Regions from separate parts of the Homo sapiens genome. Here region 1 is linked to region 2. A link is a loop called in an ENCODE intact Hi-C map of the cell type or tissue named here. Cell type or tissue: CD14-positive monocyte. All regions are shown on one strand. Each heading gives the region's core, and the rest is flanking DNA. Links, peaks and the distances in the headings are about the cores only. Region 1 overlaps FBXL14 (F-box and leucine rich repeat protein 14). Region 2 overlaps WNK1 (WNK lysine deficient protein kinase 1).

Region 1 (8,000 bases), core at 1-8,000, 740 kb after region 2:
TTTTTTTTGTTTGTTTGTTTTGTTTTTTTGAGACAGAGTTTTTGCTCTTGTTGGCCAGGCTGGAGTGCAATGGCATGATCTCAGCTCACTGCAACCTCTGCCTCCCAGGTTCAAGCGATTCTCCTGCCTCAGCCTCTCGAGTGGCTGGGATTACAGGCATGCGCCACCACACCCGGCTAATTTTGTATTTTTAGTAGAGACGGGGTTTCTCCATGTTGGTCAGGCTGGTCTCGAACTCCTGACCTCAGGTGATCCGCCTGCCTCAGCCTCCCAAAGTGCTGGGATTACAGGAGTGAGCCACCGCGCCCAGCCAGTGTAAAACACTACTTTCTTAGTTAGCAGAGCTTAAGCAACACAGCTCATCAGTTTCATAAACAGAGATAGTGCTTTTGAAAAAGAGACTTGAAATATCCAAATCATACATGTTTTTTATTTGACTTTAAAATGATTACCTTGGGACGGGGACACAGCAGTTATCAAAGAGCGACTTTTTAACAGATGCTGGGGTTTTCCTAGATTTCTCACCAGCAAGGTTACTGCAAGATTGTCCCTATCCCATTTGAAGTCACTACTAATAGCTCAGTCTGTCTTCCTCAAGTAAGAATCAGCTAAGCCTAATGTACTGAGTGTATCAACTCCAGATCTTCCCATCTCCTTGTTCCTCAAATATTGATTGAACACCTACTCTATACCCAGCACTTTCCTGGGTGCAGGGAGTACCAGAATGAAGACAGTTCTGTGCTCTAGTCCCTGGAGACCTCACCACCCATAGCCTGTTATTTCTATGAAGTGTTAAGTTCCTTAACTACAAATTCCCACCAAGGGAATTAGGAGGCTTCACCACCAAGGATGGGGAGGGATGACTGAAACTATGAGAAACAAGAGAAGTGGCAGTCACGTTTACGTGGGGGAGTCAGGAAAGGCTTTGGGGGCAGTGAAAAAAAAAGTAGGATTTACATGCAGATAGGCAAGGATAGAGCATTTTAGGTGACAGTATGACAATCCATGCAAGCTAGTGTTGACAGAGGGAACTTTTTAAATAACTTTATGAGGTATAATTTATGTACAACAAACTGCACTCAAAGTGCACGATACGGTGTGTTTTGACAGATGCATAACCCCATGAAACCAGCACCACAGTCACAATACAGGACACTTCTTGGCTCCCAAGAGTTTCCTACTGTACGTTTGCAACTGGATGCAGGGTATGTTTTAGTGCAGATAATGTGCCCCTTTCAACACAAGAACATTTTGATTTGGCTTTTTTTGTTACCAAGTAAGATGCACCAGGCACCCTGATCTTTAGGTCTGAGTCCATATGCTAGTAGACCCAGGTCCAGGGGGCCCGCCCCATTCCCAGAGAGGCCGTGGTCTATCATTGGAGAAATCGTGACTGCAGAGGTTCAGTCCTGACGCACATACAGGTCGGGGAAGCGGGGGGGCAGTGGAGAGGAAGGCAGGGCCAGGTTATCGAGGATCCCGGACAGCGTGCAGCAGAATTTAGATTTTAACCTATTGGCAAGAAGGAGCCCACTGGAGATTGTGACCGGGAAGTGATAGAATCAGATTTGTACATTAGAAAAATCACTCCTGGGACCTGGGTCAAAATGGTCAAAATGAGAAGTGATGAGGACTGACTTAGGGCAGTGGCGGTGGAGGGGGGATGGAGAGGAAATAATGCGGTCAGAATCCAGAAGGCGGAATCAACAGAGCTGGGACAATCCTTTGGGCACAGGATGTAATAAGAGAGAGAAGAGTTATTCATAACTTCCAGGCTGATTGTGTGGTCAGCCAGGCAGTGCCTTTTATGGAGGCCGTAAATCTGGGTAGGTAGAGTGATTTAGGAGGAAATATGTTTAATTTTGGGCTCCTATGTCTGTGGGATACACTAGTAAGAGATGTCTAATAGTTGGGTCTGTGGGTCCAGGGGTCTGGGCTGAATATTTGAGGGTCTTTAGCATTTGAGTGACACTTCACCTAAGAAAACTGACTCAGAGCCTTCCAGAGTGCAAGGCGCTGTGCTAGAAATGCAAAGGTAAATGCCAGTACTGTCTGGGAGGCATTCTCTGACCCCTAGACCAGGTCAGGGCCTCCTGATTTGGGTTACGTTAGTATCTGGTGTTACATTTTTTGTCTGTCTTCTCCACAATACTGTAAGCTTTGTTAGGCTGGAACTAAGGTCTGTTCTTTGCTGTATCCTCAGCCCCTATCACAGGACAGGGTGCCTCGTAGAAGCTCAGCACATACGTTCAACCTTGTCAGCTGAATGCCACCCCAGCCACGCACGACTAGGGGGTCCTTCTAGGGACAGCAGTGATGTAAAGAGGATGTAACATTGCGGGGCCAGAAGTGCCGATACCGGAGGCTCAGGCAGCTGAGGGGCACAGAGATAGCAATGGGAGGCTGCACAGTGTTCATTCAAGCCAGGACTTAAAGGGTGAGGAAGAGTTCTCCAGTCAAACAGAGAGGGAAGAACATTCTATGTCCATGGGTACAACATACATAAGTGCACAGAAGAGTGAAATGAGGCCGGGCCTGGTGGCTCACACCTGTAATCCCAACACTTTGGGAGGCCAAGGCGGGCGGATCACCTGAGGTCAAGAGTTTGAGACCAGCCTGACCAACATGGAGAAACCTTGTCTCTACTACAAATAACACAATTAGCTGGGCGTGGTGGCGCATGCCTGTAATCCCAGCTACTCAGGAAGCTGAGGCAGGAGAATCGCTTGAACCTGGGAGGTGGAGGTTTTGGTGAGCTGAGATCGCACCATTGCACTCCAGCCTGGGCAACAAGAGCGAAACTCCGTCTCAAAAAAAAGAAAAAAAAAAAAAAGAGTGAAATGGTTGTGTGTGACCAGAATAAGAGGCTGCGATTCAGGAGGATGAGAACTGGCAGGAGATGTAGCTTGGGGTGTAATTGGGACCACTGTAATGGGGTTAGGACTTTGTTCTTTATGAAACAGGAAGTGAGTGGAGACTTTGAAACAAGATAGTCATACGATCCTATGACATTTTTAGGATGAAATCTCTGGGGATAGAATACAGAGATGATGAAACCTGCCCCCTGAAAAATGCAGTTTTCGCCAGCGCCCCAGTGATTCTCCTGTGGGTCATCCAGAGAGCTTACCTGGAGGAACAGCCATGTGGGTGGAGGCTGGGGTGAGAGGAGGCTGGTGGCAGCGGTGTGGATGGAGGCTGGGGTGGGGGAGGCTGGCGGCAGTGGTGTGGGTGGAGCCTGGGGTGAGGGGAGGCTGGTGGCAGCCGTGTGGGTGGAGGCTGGGGTGAGGGGAGGCTGGCAGCAGCGGTGTGGATGGAGGCTGGGGTGGGGGAGGCTGGCAGCAGTGGAGGCACCTCGGGAGGCAGGGACAAGGATAGCAACTGAGTGCTGGTAAAGGCCACCCTGCTAAGTAGCCAGAAAGTTTGCAGAACCTTCTTTTGAGGGATCTGAAGTTCAAGTTCTCAAATGCTCCAGATCCTCAGTGTTCAAGAACCTCAGGAAGCTTCGCAGTCCTGCCTCGTGCCTGCTTGAACAGCTGGATGTGGGCAGGAGGCTGTGGGAGCGGGCCATGCCAGCAGAATCCCGCCTTACTCTGGGGACTTACTCTTGTCACAGCCCCTGGTGTCCTGAGGGTCATTTCAGTGTCATGTGAGTATTACTGTGGCTATTGGAAAGGATTTGGTACGAGTTTATTTGAGAAGTTAGGAGCTTTTTTTAAAAAAAAAAATTATCTTTGATAAATTTAGTAGAATATTTTGAAAGTACTTTTTGGACAGTAATGAATGAACAAATTGCTCCTGAACTAGAAGGAGGGATCTAAACACATCATCTAAGTACAACAGTATGTCTGAAAAATATCTCTGCTTGTCTTTTATTTGCCCTTTAAAGTCTGTGCAAACAAATGTGAACAGCCTCAGGACTCTAAGAATAATATTTTTCTATGGATGTGTATGGACAGATAAACAAAACCCCAAGGGAGAAAAAACTTCTATTTAAATAAAAATAAAGATCCCCTACAGCTCCATCCTCCTTTGCTCACTGGGTTTGCTGTATTTCATTTTGAGATAAAAGTAGTTTGGATGATTAACAGTTGAACAAAAAGAAAGTATTTGTGTCTGTCTAAATCTATCTCTATCAATGTAATCTATCTTATTTCTCTAATCTTATCTATCTGTCTTATCTATCGACCTAACTGTCCATCTGGTTTTGAATATTCCGTATTCCAGCCATAAGTAGTAGATCTTTTGCATCCCTGGGGTTAATGGTTCCTTGAGCAGACACTGACACTGTGCCGTTCGGGATCCCGTGGGGAAAACACCCTCTTCCTCACTGGTCAGTGATACCCTGTGCTCACAGCTCTACTCCCCCTCGGAATCTCCTGTCTGAAGCCCCTGTAGGACTCTGGGATCCTCCGAATCGGCCCTCTCCAGCTCCAAGCACACTGGGATCCTTGCCGCAGGAGGTTGCTGTTGGCTTCTGCCCATGCTGTGGGTCAGGATCTGCAGCCAACAGGCGTGGGAGCTTAGGAAGGCACCTGGTGGTTTCTCGGTAGGAAAATAGTGTGGAGTGTGTGCAATCATGTTTGAGGAAGCGTCATGAGAGGGTCACTGTCTCTGTGGTAGTGTCCTTAGGGAACCGTCTTTGCCTGGATCCTGGGGTCAGGTTTGGCATGAACTCTGAACTTCCTCCCTCCGCAGGATCTTCAGTAGAAAGGTCCTGTCCTGAGGAAATGCTCAGAGGCACTTCTCTTGCTGAGGAAGCCTGCCTGGATGTGTGTTTTTGTCCTCATGGAGATGCACATGACAAATTGTGTGCAATGCCTCAGCACAGCCCAACAGGTTTTTTCTGTTTACACTTAACTAGCCTACGACAGCGGGAGGAAACCTTAAATATTTCCTTTTCTTCCCACAAACGCTTTATCTAATAAAACAAAATTACTGCAGATGAAGCAGGGAGTGATTTAAATCGTCATTTAAATCAAGGACCTGATTTGGTTTGGCCTCCCTGGGGGACCTTTTAGCTTGTGCTATGCTGATAACGTCTCTACAGACTAAACCGACCAGAGCAGAAGGCAGGGTGGCAGTGCCCGTGGTGGGGTGGACAGCGTGGGGGCCGGCAGTGTCAGTCACTGAGTGCTGGGTTGGCCCCTCACTCCTCCATATTTCTGTACCAGTAAAATAGGTTGAAACTGACATCGAGGGCAGCTTCAAGAAGGTGGGGAGAGACCACGAGGGCAGTAATGCAGAGGCTGTCACCCTCTGGAGCTACTGCTCGGGGACTGAGAAGGAATTCAGTCTTGAATACATGTTAACCTCAGTTCCCGCTCCTTATCTGGACTGGCTGGCTCCCTTCTGCGCCAAGAATCTGAAGCCCAGCTCTGTAAAGCAGCAATTCCCAACTATTTTCCCCCTAAAATACACGAGACGCACTCCCATGGGGCCTATCTAGATTGCAGGCTGCGGCACAGATAAATCAGGCTGTGGGTTGGGCGCAGTTCCCAGTAAAACCCCACTTCTTTCTCTCCCACTCAAGAAAGCAGACCTCCATACGCGTAAGTGGGAGATGGTGCTCTGTCGCCCCAGCCCTTGGCGGGGGACTCGGCCTGTAAAAGCTGCCAAATAAATATTTACTAAGTGAAAGATAGCCCTGAATCCACACTAATTTGTATTTTTTTAAAGTCATTCATAAACTTTAGCATTTTAACTATTAGTTAGTAATTAATCCCAATAAACCGGCAGGATTTTGTGATTGTGAAACTGCTGCAATGCGTTGGTCAGCAGGAATATTTGTTAGCATTTTTATGGGCTCTTAAAGTCGTCTTAGCTGTGTTACTGATAAAGCCAGCCACAGGCTTTATCAGTCCTGCCGTTGGCTGTCAGCGCTGCCTGGATAAACTCCTCATCCTTCCCGGGAAGAAACTTCTAGCAATGCTTAAGCAGGAGGCCAGGGAAGAGAGAATCTTGATACTGCCTGCTCACCATAGGCCCTCTGGGGGCCTGCCCTGTGTGGACAGATGCTTCATTTCATGATCGTATACAAATCGAGAGCAAGAGTCTCCTAGCCGCGCTGAGCGTGGGGCACTTGCCACCTCACTGCTGTTGGAACTCTGGAGTTGGGGCCAAAGGATGTAGCCCCTCCTCGGGGGAGGGCAGTGGGGTCAGGTGAAGATTCAAGAGCTCCTCTTTGCCTTGTCATCTAGTTGTCCTATTCTGGAGGAATTTTAAATAAGGATTTAAAAAAAAAAAAGGACTTATGTATTATTTTAAAGAGCAGCCTTGAATAGGCAGGCATATTTTAGTAAAAATAATTTTTTAACCCTGCGGTGTGAAGACTGCCAGTCAAATACAGTGATGGTCATTATCACTCACCTGCCCCCGCCCCCAGGCTGGAGGAAACAGAGTGCAGAGTTAGAATGCTTCTGGAGCATTCATGGCTGCCGGGAGATGCCCGAGAGGACGTTGAGGGCAGGGCAGGGTGAGCAGGGAGCTAGCTCACCTTAGGAGTGCAGAGACCATCCCAAGCAGGGTCTGCAGACACTGACTTCAGGTGACCAGGCATGGAGATGGCAGGTGAAACAGGTAAGTATGCCCCAAAAATGATGGGAAAGAGTGAACTGGGATCACTTAGAAATCGGAAGCAATACAACAAAGGCTAAACATATTTGAGTAGGAGTTCAGGGTAGACACGCTCTTGGATATCAAGAGCATAAACAGAGGAGCTAACAAAAACACTGCAGAGAAGCTCCATCGCCCCCTGTAGTTACCCCACCTAGCGTGGCTGGGAGAAGCTGATACTTCTTTTCTCCGTGGATTCAGGGGCATTTCCCACCTATTTTAGGTATGCCAGTTTGACACAATGAACTTTAGACGTAACATTTCATAACTGCGATATAATTTCCTTCTGTTTTTAGGCCTTGAACAAAATTTTCTTTAATGGGAAAGCACACATTTTATACTGAATTCTAATTATGTTCATCTTGTTTTTTGAATTATTTAGCTACCTCTAATAGAGAGTCTGAAAGATGATTACATTCCACAGTACTAACATTTTCAATGGCCCTGAAAGACGTGAGATGCATTGCTGCTACTATTTTATCAAATTATTGTTTCTAAAATGCTGTTTTACTCTTCTAGTAGGAAGAGTGACTTTTAAAACAATGGATATTGGCTGGGCGTGGTGGCTCACACCTGTATTCCCAGCACTTTGGGAGGCCGAGGTGGGTGGATCACCTGAGATCAGGAATTTGAGACCAGTGTGGTCAACATGGTGAAACCCCATATCTACTAAAAATACAAAAATTAGCCAGGCATGATGACAGGCGCCTGTAATTCCAGCCACTTGGGAGGCTGAGGCAGGAGAATACTTGAACCTGAAGGCAGAGGTTGCAGTGAGCCGAGATCGCGCCACTGCACTCCAGCCTGGGTGACAGAGCAAGACGCCGTCTCTAAAATAAAATAAAACAATGGATAGTTTGTCCAACATGGTATGTTAAAAGCGCAGAGAAGCTGAAGAATGATGATGAAGACTAAAATAACGATGATAAGCAAAGAACTAAGCAGGCATCTGTGCAGTGATTCAGGAGGGGTGTCCATGAGGGGCGGCTTCGGAGCAGCTCTCCCTGTAACTTATCTCACAGTTCCCTCCTCCTTTAAGGAGTCAGACCACGGTGGGCTTTGCTTTAGAGACATGCCACTGTGTGCTTTGTTGCTCGTGACTATCCCTTCACCTTTCTAGAGGTGCTCGTCTTCATGTAAAGTCGGGTGAAGCTTTTTCACTCCTGGAGAAAAGCTCTTACAACATTTTTGGGACAAGGAGCAGGTGTGCCTCAGCGAGCCTGTCATTATCTGGGGAGGGGGCTCCAGATAACACACTTCTACTTGCTTTCTTTAGGGAAACGACATGGTCTCCTCCTGTAACACTCCCCAAAAGAAGTATGAAAGCCGACATAAAATACGAATATGATCTTTGCATTAAGTATTAAATATAATACCTTCAATGTAGT
Region 2 (12,026 bases), core at 2,371-10,370:
ATGTAACTAGGGTTAGGAATGCTTTCACATTTTCTTATAATACATTCACAAGAAGAATGGGAAAAGTGTCATTTAAAGCTGAATTTCTTTTTTTGCCTTCTTCACAGGAAACATTTCTTTGATTGTCTTTGGCATCCTGAAATCTCTGGCCCAATAGAGTTTTTATTTTCTTTGTTGATTAAATGATAGTGTGCATGCCTGTTTCTTGGAAATGCCTAATAATTTGAGGTATGCAGACCTAATTTTCTGGAAGCATTACAAAACCTAGTCTTGTGGGATCACACACTGTGCTCATAAATCAGTCTGTATTTGGGTTCTATATTTGTGTGTGTGTGTTTGTCTTTTTGCCTGTAGGATGTCCCTCACTACATTTCTTGTGTCTGTAGTAGGCTTATTTGTGTACTGCAGGTGGGATGGTAAGTATGTGAAGAAAAGGGCTCTGGTGAGTGGCCTTTGGAGACAATTACGTTTTATTTCATTTTTTAAAAAATGTATTGAATATCGGGTTTTTCACTGCAAGGCCTTCTTAAAAAGTGAAACTAATTAGATTGAGTGTTAATGCCAAGAGTGTAGCTGTAAATATTAACCCTACAGCTACCATACATTAGTGGGCACACAAGTATTTTGATCTTTTTAAACCCATCATCTTATCTTACAGATGTACCATTATATTTGCTTTGTTCCTTGCATAGTGTCTTTCCTTTTCCTTCTATTTGTTTTCAATATGAATTATATTAGTTTATTATCTTAGCCAAGGTTTTATTTTGGCATATTGTATAAAGAAATTCATTTTACACAGTAAATCAATAAATAGATCCTTGACCTTATTCCAGTTTCATATAAAGGCCTTGCAGTGGAAGATCTTTTATGAGATATTTGATGGAACAGACTGACTGAGAAGATTTCCTTCCTCTTTTCTCCCCCTTTCCTTTTTTCTCCCCATTCCAATTTCTTCTCTCTCACAGGTCAACCCCTCTGCTTCTCACCCCGGTGAGTAACGTCTGAAGCTTCTGCTCGCATTGAGTCTGAATCGTTCTTTTAATTTAAGGTACCCCAGAGTTCATGGCCCCTGAGATGTATGAGGAGAAATATGATGAATCCGTTGACGTTTATGCTTTTGGGATGTGCATGCTTGAGATGGCTACATCTGAATATCCTTACTCGGAGTGCCAAAATGCTGCACAGATCTACCGTCGCGTGACCAGTGTAAGTCTTCCCCTAACTGATTGTTGAACTTGGGGCATATCTAACAAAGAATCCCAAGGTGGATGACATCAAACCATGTAAAAGAGGACAATAGTGGAAGGCATACTGAGTGAACTGTTGGGGTTGGGGGGGTGGTGTTGAGGTATGTGTAAGGCTATTGCTCATGATACAGTGAAAGATAAAGATCAAAGAACCACTAGTTTATCCTGTACCCACCTTGCATTCATTTAAATCTTTATTATGTTTAAAAACACACCCTCATTACCTACTTTTTAACCCCCTATTAATTCAGCTAAACTCCTGTTGTCTCCCACCACATAGGTCAGAGTTAAAAGTAATGTTTTTAATTCAAGATGCTTTGTCAAATTAATTTGTTCACTGACTTTTCTCTGAATGACTTGAGTTGATTTATTAAATCTTATATATTAGTACCTACCATATTTAAGGCATAAATAAATACCTTATTGTAGTTTAAATTACTCATGGTAGTTCATGTCTGCTGACAGAGATATTTTCTACAGCTGTCTAATTGAAACCTGAAAGGTAGTTGTTATGATTCATTTTACTTTATCACTACATGCTTCATTATGCTACTCTAAAATACATTTTCTTACATAACCATATTATGCCTGAAAAAATTAACAATCATTTCTGCATCATCCAATACCCTGAACCTGTTCAGATATTCTCTCCATTGTTTCAAAAATGTCCGTTGACAGTGTTCAAAATAGGCTCCATCAAGGTCCACAAAATATATTTTATTGTTGTAGTTCTTAATCTAGAACTATTGCTTTTACTTTCTTTTTCTGCATGCATGTCAGAGATTTATTGAGAAAATTAGATTATTTCGAGGAATGTTCCACATTCTGAATTTTCCTCGTGGTGTCATTTAACTAGTTTATTCTTCTATATTTCTGTAAGGAGAAGTTTACCTTAAAATGGTTGGGGTAGGTTAACAATGTAAAAATAATTTTGTCTTTTTTACTCGCATTCACCCAAGAGTGTACGTTGTTGTTTTCCAGAGGCTATATGATACTGCACATATGATATTGCAGCAGAGTACATACAGAAGCATATAAAAGAATTCATTTGTAGGGCCGGGCGTGGTGGCTTATGCCTGTAATCTCAGCACTTTGGGAGGCCGAGGCAGGTGGATCCCTTGAGGTCAGGAGTATGAGACTAGACTGGCCAACATGGTGAAACCCCATCTCTACTAAAAATACAAAAATTAGCCAGGCGTGGTGGTGCACCCCTGTAATCCTAGCTACTTTGGAGGCTGAGGCCCGAGAATCTCTGGAACCCGGGAGATGGAGGTTGCAGTGAGCCAAGATTGTGCCACTGCACTCCAGCCTGGGTGACAGAGTAAGACTCTGTCTCAAAAAAAAAAAAAAATTCCTTTGTCTTCCATTAAACCATATATTTAAAAAGATTACAAAAATGTAAAACAATACCAGTCTTATCACTAAATTTTTCTTGTTTTGGAAAATACTGACTTTTTAATTTTAAATATATATTTGTAACATAATGAGTTATAATTTTTAATGAATTAACATTTTTAAACTTTCTCAGGTTTACCATCTGCCACGGTAAATATTAATAGATGTAACACACATAGACAAAATCCCTCTGAGGTCCCCAATAATGTTAATTTTAAGAGTATAAAGGGGTCCTGAGACAAAAGTTTGAGAACCACTGTTCAAAAGTCTTGATAAAATTTAGGCTAAACATTTTTTGCAAGGATACTTAATATGTGGTGCTGTATATGTTATATTGCACCGAGAAGCTCATAGTATCTCATTATTTCATTTTTAGTGATGTAATTTAATTGAATTTTGATATAGAAGATGTAATTATCAATTGCTTATTTAGATTTTGATAGCTGAACAGAATGGAAATGTTTATTTTTAATTTTTTATTTATTTATTTATTTTTTGAGACGGCGTCTCGCTCTGTCGCCCAGGCTGGAGTGCAGTGGCGCCATCTCGGCTCACTGCAAGCTCTGCCTCCTGGGTTCACGCTATTCTCCTGCCTCAGCCTCCCAAGTAGCTGGGACTACAGGTGCCCGCCACCACACCTGGCTAATTTTTTGTATTTTTAGTAGAGATGGGGTTTCACTGTGTTAGCCAGGATGGTCTCGATCTCCTGACCTTGTGATCTGCCCACCTCTGCCTCCCAAAGTGCTGGAATTACAGGCATGAGCCAGAAATGTTTATTATTAAAAACTGATAGGAAACATTTTGCTTTAGGTAGACCAAATTTTACCTCTTCATAAAGGCTTGGGAGAAATCTTTGGAGTCAAAGATTAATTATAATTATTTATTGCTGTGAATATTCCTTCAATATCCTTGTTGTATATTTGTATGTGATTCTGTTGTTGATGGATATGGAGCTACTTTGGACAATTAGTTTAATTTCATATGAAGTTTGAGGTTTCATACCCAGTAAAAATGACAGCTATTGTTTATGGAGAAAGTGTGTAACTCTCAAGTTACTTCTGGCTTTGTAATTGGGATGGTATTTTGTCAGTTATTATTATTAGGTGTATGTCTACAAGTGTCTGGCCTGAGGCCTTACTGTTAAATTTATTAACCTCTTCTTAATACTCACCCAGATTCTAATACACAATATAATTGTAATCCCTGAAGCACTGACTCTCAATTTGGGCTGAATGGGGGCAGGAGAAATTTTTTTATGCCTTCAGATGATTCTGATAAGTACCCTAATCATTATTCTACATTTATGCCCTTAGAAAGCTCATCTGCTTTGCCTTTCAGAGTTCTGTATCATCATTCCCAGTTCATGTCTCTTATTATTCCCCTTTCTTCCCCTGATGCGTTGTAATTTACATTCTCTCTTTTTTTTTTTCCTTTGAGCATAGGGTCGACTGTTTATTGGGTAATTTCCTCCTTTATTTTGTTTAAAATTGTAGAAAACTTAAGAGGTATATTTGATTTCTTGTTTTTTACTCGCTGCTTCCACTACTTCCAGTTTATAAGGTTCTTGCTTCAGAATACCTCTTAGATGCAAGCCTTCTTCATTCCCATTGCCACAACTCTGATTTCACATCTTCCTTACTGCACACCTTGCATTATATTCCAGAAGTAATTTACATTGTGAATTTATTTTTTTATTTCACTTAAACTTGTTGAGCTTTCTTGCTATCCTTTCTTGGTATAAGGAACTTAAGATACCAGTTTGCTGATATCAGAGCAAGTACAAATTCTTAATCTTTGCTATTCTTCATCTTCATCCAAGCACTCTATTTTAGTTAAATCAGTTCTCTTCATTATCTCGCACATATGCCACATCCTTTCCTGTATTCCTATCCATTTGTAAATGTTATATAATACTGTACCTCCACTATAAGCTTTTCTGCTATCCAGTCAATCCATATACTTAACGGTCTTCCTCCATGACATTTTATCTGATTGGTTTCACTGTATAATGATCTTTGCCTTTTCTGAGCTGATTCTTCTCAATTGATATGAATGATAAAATTTTGTTTATTAGTGGTTATTCTACTTATAAATTCATAAATTCAATTAATGTACTTGCTTATTATTTTTATTGCTTTATATTCCTTAAAATATTTTAATCTAGTACATCTGTATAATTTCATCCTTATCTGTAGCACTATCCTAAATACAAAATAAATCTCAGTGCCAGTAAATGCAACATTTTCTGAATCCCTGCTATGTCCCATGCCCAGAGCTTGATACTAAGTAAAGGTGAATAATCATATTCCCTGTCTTCAGAAAACTACCTCTAATATAGAAGATTAATATGTAAACAAAGAATTATAATTACATTATGGTGAGTATTGTAATGGAGACAAGCACTAAGGAGAGTGGAGGAACAATGGATAACCCTGCTATGGATTAGGGAAGATTTCACAAAAAGAGCTGTTGTATGAACTGTCAAAAAGAGAAGGTAGAAGAATGGTGAGAGGCCATTCTAAGAAGCAGGAATAGGATTTACATGAATGCTGAGATGCCAAACACCGTAGTACAATGGAAGGAAAGGCAAATTGATCAAATAGAGTGAAGCTGTTGTCTTGGACAAATCAATTTTTGATCCAAGGACAAATCAATTGCTACTTAGTTTCTCCTGCTCCCAAATCCTGTCTCATCTCAGAGCAGAGAGTTTCCGGTTGGTAATTAAGAGGCAAACTTCTGACTGCTGATATGTGTTTTTACTGCTATTATATTGTTGTATTTTAATGGTGAAAGAGACTTTATCTGTTTATAGGCTTTTGGAAGGAGCAAGAGGAAGAGAGAGAGAAGTAGAAATCATGGTGGGTGGTGGTGGATAGGGTAGAGTAATATCCAGGATTCAATGGGCTTGTGACATGGTATAATGGTAAGTCTTGATAGGGAAGGTTTTCTCCTGAGGTAAGGGAAGCAAGATGGGTTTTGGAAGCAAAGTCTTGGGTTCACATCCTTGCCCTAGTTATTGCCATACGATCTTGAGCAATTCACTTAATTTCTCTGTACTTCAATTATTTTGTTCTCTGTAAAAGAGATACTATTACCCTCTTACAGATTGCTTAGCACAGTAGATAGTACTGGTACTGATAGTAGGCTGTGGTTATTGTCTATGAAATATGAGTTGTCATCTTCTTGGGGGGGTGTGTAGAATGAAAGATGGCCTTTAAGGATGATAAAGGCTTAAAATAACATCTATGAAACTTTGAACTGATTAGGAAATAATAATTGTGAAGCAGCACCAGGCATCCAGAATCTTCCTTTTTAGTATTGATAAACACTATTATGTAAACAATGAATATATTGTTTGTACGCGTGTCTATGTGTATGCAAGTGGAAAAGGGCAAATTTTTACCTATTACATACTTCTTTCTTGTGAATAACCAATAATAGGCTGGGCCTGTAGGCTCACGCCTGTAATCCCAGCACTTTGGGAAGCCGAGGTAGGCAGATTGCTTGAGCTCAGGAGTTCAAGACTAGCCTGGGCAACATGATGAAACATTATCTCTACAAAAAATACAAAAATTAGTTGGCCGTGGTGGTGCATAGTTGGCTGTGGTGATGCATGCCTGTAGTCCCAGCCACTGGGAGGCTGAGGTAGAAGGATCGCCTGAGCCGGGGAGGTGGAGGTTGCAGTGAGCCTAGATTGTGCCATTGCACTCGAGCCTGGACAATAGAGTGAAAGCCTGTCTTAAAAAAACAACAAAAAAACCCACAATAGCTTAGATTGCTAAAGTAGTCCTCAGTTTTCTATATTCTGAATTCTGTGTATCAGGGTTTGAAGAATAGAATAGAAGTTATTGACATAAATGAGTTAGGTTTCATAGGAGAAAAGTTAATTTTACTTGGTGTATTTTCTACTGAATAAGTTTCATCTGTGTATTTGTGAATATTTATTAATTATAAACTGTGACCAAGCACTATACTAGGTATTGGGGATATACCAAGTCAAAAAGTTGTGCCTCACCTGGAGTTTACATTCAGTTTTGTTAAAAAAAAAAAAATGTTGATAGAAGTCAGTAAGTTGGCTGGGCGTGATAGCTCACGCCTGTAATCCCAGAACTTTGGGAGGCCAAGACTGGGGGATCACTTGAGGTCAGGAGTTTGAGACCAGCCTGGCCAACATGGTGAAACCCCAGTCTCTACTAAAAATACAAAAATTAGCTGGGCATGATGGCATGTGCCTGTAGTTGCAGCTACTTGGGAGGCTGAGGTAGGAGAATCACTTGAACCCAGGAGACAGAAATTGCAGTGAGCTGAGATAGCGCCATTGCACTCCAGCCTGGGTGACAGCAAGACTTGGTCTAAAAAAAAAAAAAAATTGATAACTCTATTAGAGTGATAAGGTTTGTGTCTAGAATAGATGGGAGATAAAGGGTGAGAAGCTGAACTAGGTTTATTGTTACAGCACAGCAAATTCAATCATTTCTTTTTGCCCGAAATGTATGACTAGGTACTAATACAATCTGACTTTTTTATTAAAACATGTAATGAAGTAATTAGGGAGGAAATATAAGCCAGTAGATTCAAAACTGAGGGGAAAAATAACAAAAGTTGTAGTGGATCAAAGTAGATTTGTAGATCAACATGCTATATGAGTGATACTGCTAAACAGTAACAGGTGTTTCTGTTATGTGACTCCTGAGCCTTAATTTCCTCATATGATTATGGTAGTCATAACTGCCAGGCCTACTAAGGTTGCGAAAAACAAATCTGTTGAAATTATATAAGAAAGTACATTTGAAAAAGTTGAGAAATATATTTGTTGTATTTGACATATAACTAGATTGACTCTGAAATGTCTTCTATCTCAATAGATTCTTGATGTTTCAGAAGGGTTTGACTTAGGCTTTCTGCTACAAAAGATTGGGAGGATAGTAGCACTAACTGGCTTTCTTAAGTGTAATGAGGCTCATATTTGCACAGAAGTTACAAAATCTGTGATTGTGATATATTCAAGGAATTTTATTTTTAAAAATGCCTCCAACTTTTCAATAAAAAAGTAAATAGATGGCAAATTATTCTGTGTAGAGATGAATATCTAGATATTAAAACTTAAAAGTATGATTCTGATTACATAATCAAGTCATAGGCTTTCAGTAGTCCTTAAAGTCTGCTTTCTATCCTTCAGTGAATTTTTGAAGTTTGTTTATAGAATATTTTGTGCTTATCATATTAAATATTAGAAGACCTTTGGGGACTTGATTGATTCTCTGCATGGCATAACGTGCCAAGTCAGAGTATTAATCAGAAATATTTTTTTTTTGTATGTGCATACTAAAAATGTACATTTAGGTTTTTTTCTATCAGTGTTACTGAATATATTATATACCTACCCATCTAAAGTGTATAATTCACTGGTTTTAGCATCTTCACAGTGTTAAAAGAAAAACTTCAGCCAAATTAAATTTAAAGGCGTTTAATTGAGCAATGAACGATTCGTGAATTGAGCAGTCCCCAGAATCACAGCAGATTCAGAGAGACTCCAGGGATGCCTCATGGTCAGAACAGATTTATAGATAAGAAAAAGGGATGTGACATACAGAAACCAGATGTGAGGTACAGAAACAACTGGATTGGTTACAGCTTGCTGTTTGCCTTATTTGAACACTCAGCAATGTATGAGTGGTTGAAATACAGCCGTGAGGGCTGGGCGCAGTGGCTCACGCCTGTAATTCCAGCACTTTGGGAGGCTGAGGCAGGCAGATTACCTGAGGCCAGGAGTTTGAGACCAGCCTGGCCGACATGGTGAAACCCCGTCTCTACTAAAAATACAAAAATTAGCCATGCGCGGTGGCGGGCGCCTGTAATCCCAGCTACTAGGGAGGCTGAGGCAGGAGAGTCACTTGAACCCGGGAGGCAGAGGTTGCAGTGAGCCGAGATCACGCCATTGCACTCCTGCCTGGGTGACAGAGTGAGACCCTGTCTAAAAAAAAAAAAAAAAAAAAGAAAAGAAAAGAAAAAAGATAGAAATTTGGCTGTTGGGATTGGCCAAGACTCAGCAGTTGTTACGGGCATACTCCTAAGTTAGGTTTTCAGTCTTGTCTACCTGTTAAGTTAGGTTGCAATTAGTCCACACAGACTCAAATTAGAAGTACAAAGTCCTTCTCGGGCCATATTTAGTTTGCTTTAACAACAGGTATGTGCAGCCATCACCACAGTCAACTTTAGAATAATTTTATCACATGATAAAGATATTCTGCACCCTGTAGCAATCACTTTTCTATACAAACATTCCCCCCACTCCTGTGCAACCCCTAATCTGTTTATGTCACTATAGGTTTTTCTATTCTGGACATTTCATCTAAATAGAGTCATTTAATATGTGGTCTTTTATTACTAGCTTCTTTCACTTTGTATAGTGTTCTCAAGGTTCGTCCATGTTGTAGCAAATGTTCATGCTTCATTCCTCTTTAAGTCTGAGTAATATTCCAGTGTGTGTGTGTGTGTGTGTGTGTGTGTGTGTATGTATAAACACAATTGTTTAGCCATTTATCGATTGGTAGACATTTGGACTGTTCCTACCATTGGCTGTTGTGAATAGAGCTGCTACGAAGAATATTCATGTACAAGTTTTTGTTTGAATATCTGTTTTTACTTCCTTTAGATATATACCTAGAAGTGAAATTACCATGTGTATATGCTAATCCTATGTTTAACCATTTGAAGAACTGCCAGCCTATTTTCCAATAGCTGTACCATATTACATTCCCACCATCAGTGTAAGAGAATTGTGATCTCTTCATATTCTTGCCAATCCTTGTTGTTATTATTATTATTATTATTTTGAGACAGAATCTCACTCTGTCACCCAGACTGGAGTGCAGTGGCACAATCTCGGCTCACTGCAGTTTCCATCTCCTGGGCTCAAGTGATTCTCCCGCCTCAGCCTCCTGAGTATCTGGGACCATGGACACACACCACCATGCTGGCTAATTTTTTTGTATTTTTTGTAGAGACGAGGTTTTGTCATGTTGCCCAGGCTGGTCTAGAACTCCTCAGATCAAGCGGTCTGCCTGCTTTGGCCTTCCAAAGTGCTGGGATTACAGGTGTGAGCCACTGTGCCAGCCTGTGTCTTCTGTTCTTAAAAGGACAGCAGTCATTGGGTTAAGGACCCACACTGCTCCTGGATGACTTCATCTTAACTAATTACTTAACTAATTTTTTTTCCAAAAAAATTCATATTGTAAGGTACTAGAGATTGGAACCACAACATATCTTTTTGAGGGACACAGTTCAACCCCATAACAATTCATGGGTTCATTCAGCAAATATTCAAGTCTCTTCTATGTTCCAGACTGTTTTCTAGATCCTAGATATTGAATATTATTGTTATGTCAAACACAGTCCCTGTCTCTAAAGAACTTACCAAGGGAAGGGGAACAAACAAATAAAGCAAACAGTTACAATACAATAGAAAACACTTATTTTAGGGATAGGTACTTAATGAAAGCATGTAAGAGTGGTACCTAATCAAGTTTGGACAGGTTAGGGATATGGTGTTAAAGAATTAGGGAAAGACTAAGATAGTGTTATATATGAAGATGCATGATTTTGAGTATCTTGTCAAGTTTGGAAGTAGGAAAAGGACAAGGCAAGGGATAAGGGACAAAAGGAAAGCTTAGACTTTAATGTAGAGCACTGAGGGGACTGTTTTAAAAGTGGGTAGCTATCATGTATGTCAACACCTACAGACTTAAATTTTAGAAAGATTATTTCTGACTGCAGAGTGGAGAATGGATTTCTGAGGAAAGACTAAATGTTGAAAACTCAGTTAAAAAGGTATTGAAGTAATCTAAGGGAAATGACTAATAGTCTGAAATAAGGAGTTGTAAGAGAGAAGGCCAAAGTGGATGGATTAGAGAGATTTTGTTTGTGAATTAGATTTGAGCTAACCTCATTTGTTTTTTTCCACTTAACATTTATGAAAATAAATGCTCATGTACATATATATACTTAAGATCAAACAATATCAAACCTGATTGTGAGGTTAAATATATAACTTTAGATTTGGGGACTATAAAATTTATAATTTGTATATGAAATGTTTTATATATTTTATTTACTAACTTACCAATCATTACTTTTTTTGAGACAGAGTCTTACTCTGTCTTTCAGGCAGGAGTGCATGGTTCAGTCTTGTCTCACTGCAACCTCCGCCTCCCAGGTTCAAGTGATTTTCCTGCCTCAAGCTTCCTGAGTAGCTGGGATTGCAGGCTCCCACCACCATGCCTGGCTAATTTTTTTTTTTTTTTTTTTTTTAAGTAGAGATGGAGTTTCACCATGTTGGCCATGCTGCTCTCGAACTCCTGACCTCAAGTGATCCGCCCACCTCGGCCCCCAAAGTGCTGGGATTACAGGTGTGAGCCACCACACCTGGCCCATTCTGTCGTATTCTAAATGGAGTAGCAAACTATGCTTCTTGGCCAAATTCAGCCTGGTGCCCATTTTTGTACAGCCCATGACATAAGTATGGTTTTTGGTTTTGTTTTTAATTTTTTGAGAGAAAGTCTCACTCTGTCACCGAGGCTTGAGTGCAGTGGTACAATCATAGCTCTCTGTAGCCTTGAACTTCTGGGCTCAAGTGATCCTCTTGCCTCAGCCTTCTGAATCGCTAGGACTACAGACATGTGCCACCATGTCCAGCTTTTTTTTTTTTTTTTTTTTTGTAGAGGTGGGGTCTCACTATGTTGCCCATGCTGGTCTCAAACTCCTGGCCTCAAGTGATCCTCCTACTTTAGCCTCCCAAAATGCTGGGATTACATTTACGAGTACCATGACTGGCTGGTTTTTATATTTTTTAATGTTTGGGGAAAATGTCAAAAGAAGAGTATTTTGTATGATACGAAAACTACATGAAATTCAAATTTCAGTGTCCATAAATAAGTTTTTCTGGCATACAGCCACACTCACTTGCTTCCATATTATTTATGGCTGTTTTCACACTATAATGGCAGAGTTGAATAATTGCAACAGACTGTATGATACATACAGCCTACAATATTTACTATTAGGCCCTTAACAGGAAAATTTACTTACTCCTGTGTTAAACATATGTCACCAGAACTTTGTAAAACATGTTCCCCTGTAGAGTCCTGTAAGAAATTACTGATCTACGAAAGTAGTGGTGATGTTCTTCTATAAGAATGCGTTAGCCTCTGTATTTGTAAAGACATGAGAATCTTGGTGCAAACAAGTAGCTACTTAACAGGTCAGAAAATGTGTAGGCAGTCTTTTCTCTCTGTTAAGAGTAGAACTAAAACTTTAACATTTTTATTTGCCAAATGCAAACTCAAAAGCTCAGTTGAGAAGAAAATCTTCTTAAATGAAAGATGT

What was found. Hi-C counts contacts between places; a loop is a spot of excess contacts. Peaks named below come from ENCODE experiments on the same cell type or tissue, not always from the same donor. Only the 100,000 strongest peaks of a DNase experiment are listed, where the experiment ranks them.
Region 1: a loop joins it to region 2, with 4 times the contacts of the local background. A loop is called at or near these places in 2 of 110 quality-filtered maps.

Annotation. Positions count from the first base shown.
Region 1 is chr12:1,571,196-1,579,195 of GRCh38, forward strand. The region is part of intron 1 of FBXL14 (F-box and leucine rich repeat protein 14); the gene reads right to left. Among named protein-coding and RNA genes, the nearest start is that of FBXL14, 19 kb to the right of the region's middle. In CD14-positive monocyte, for the core only: no CTCF peak of the experiment used is centred there; no DNase peak of the experiment used is centred there; H3K27me3 peaks cover 772 bases.
Region 2 is chr12:828,955-840,980 of GRCh38, forward strand. It overlaps WNK1 (WNK lysine deficient protein kinase 1), which reads left to right. Exons shown (of 28, transcript NM_018979.4): 4 at 1,049-1,206. Among named protein-coding and RNA genes, the nearest start is that of WNK1, 82 kb to the left of the region's middle. In CD14-positive monocyte, for the core only: no CTCF peak of the experiment used is centred there; a DNase peak (open chromatin) is centred at 7,357; H3K27ac peaks cover 1,063 bases.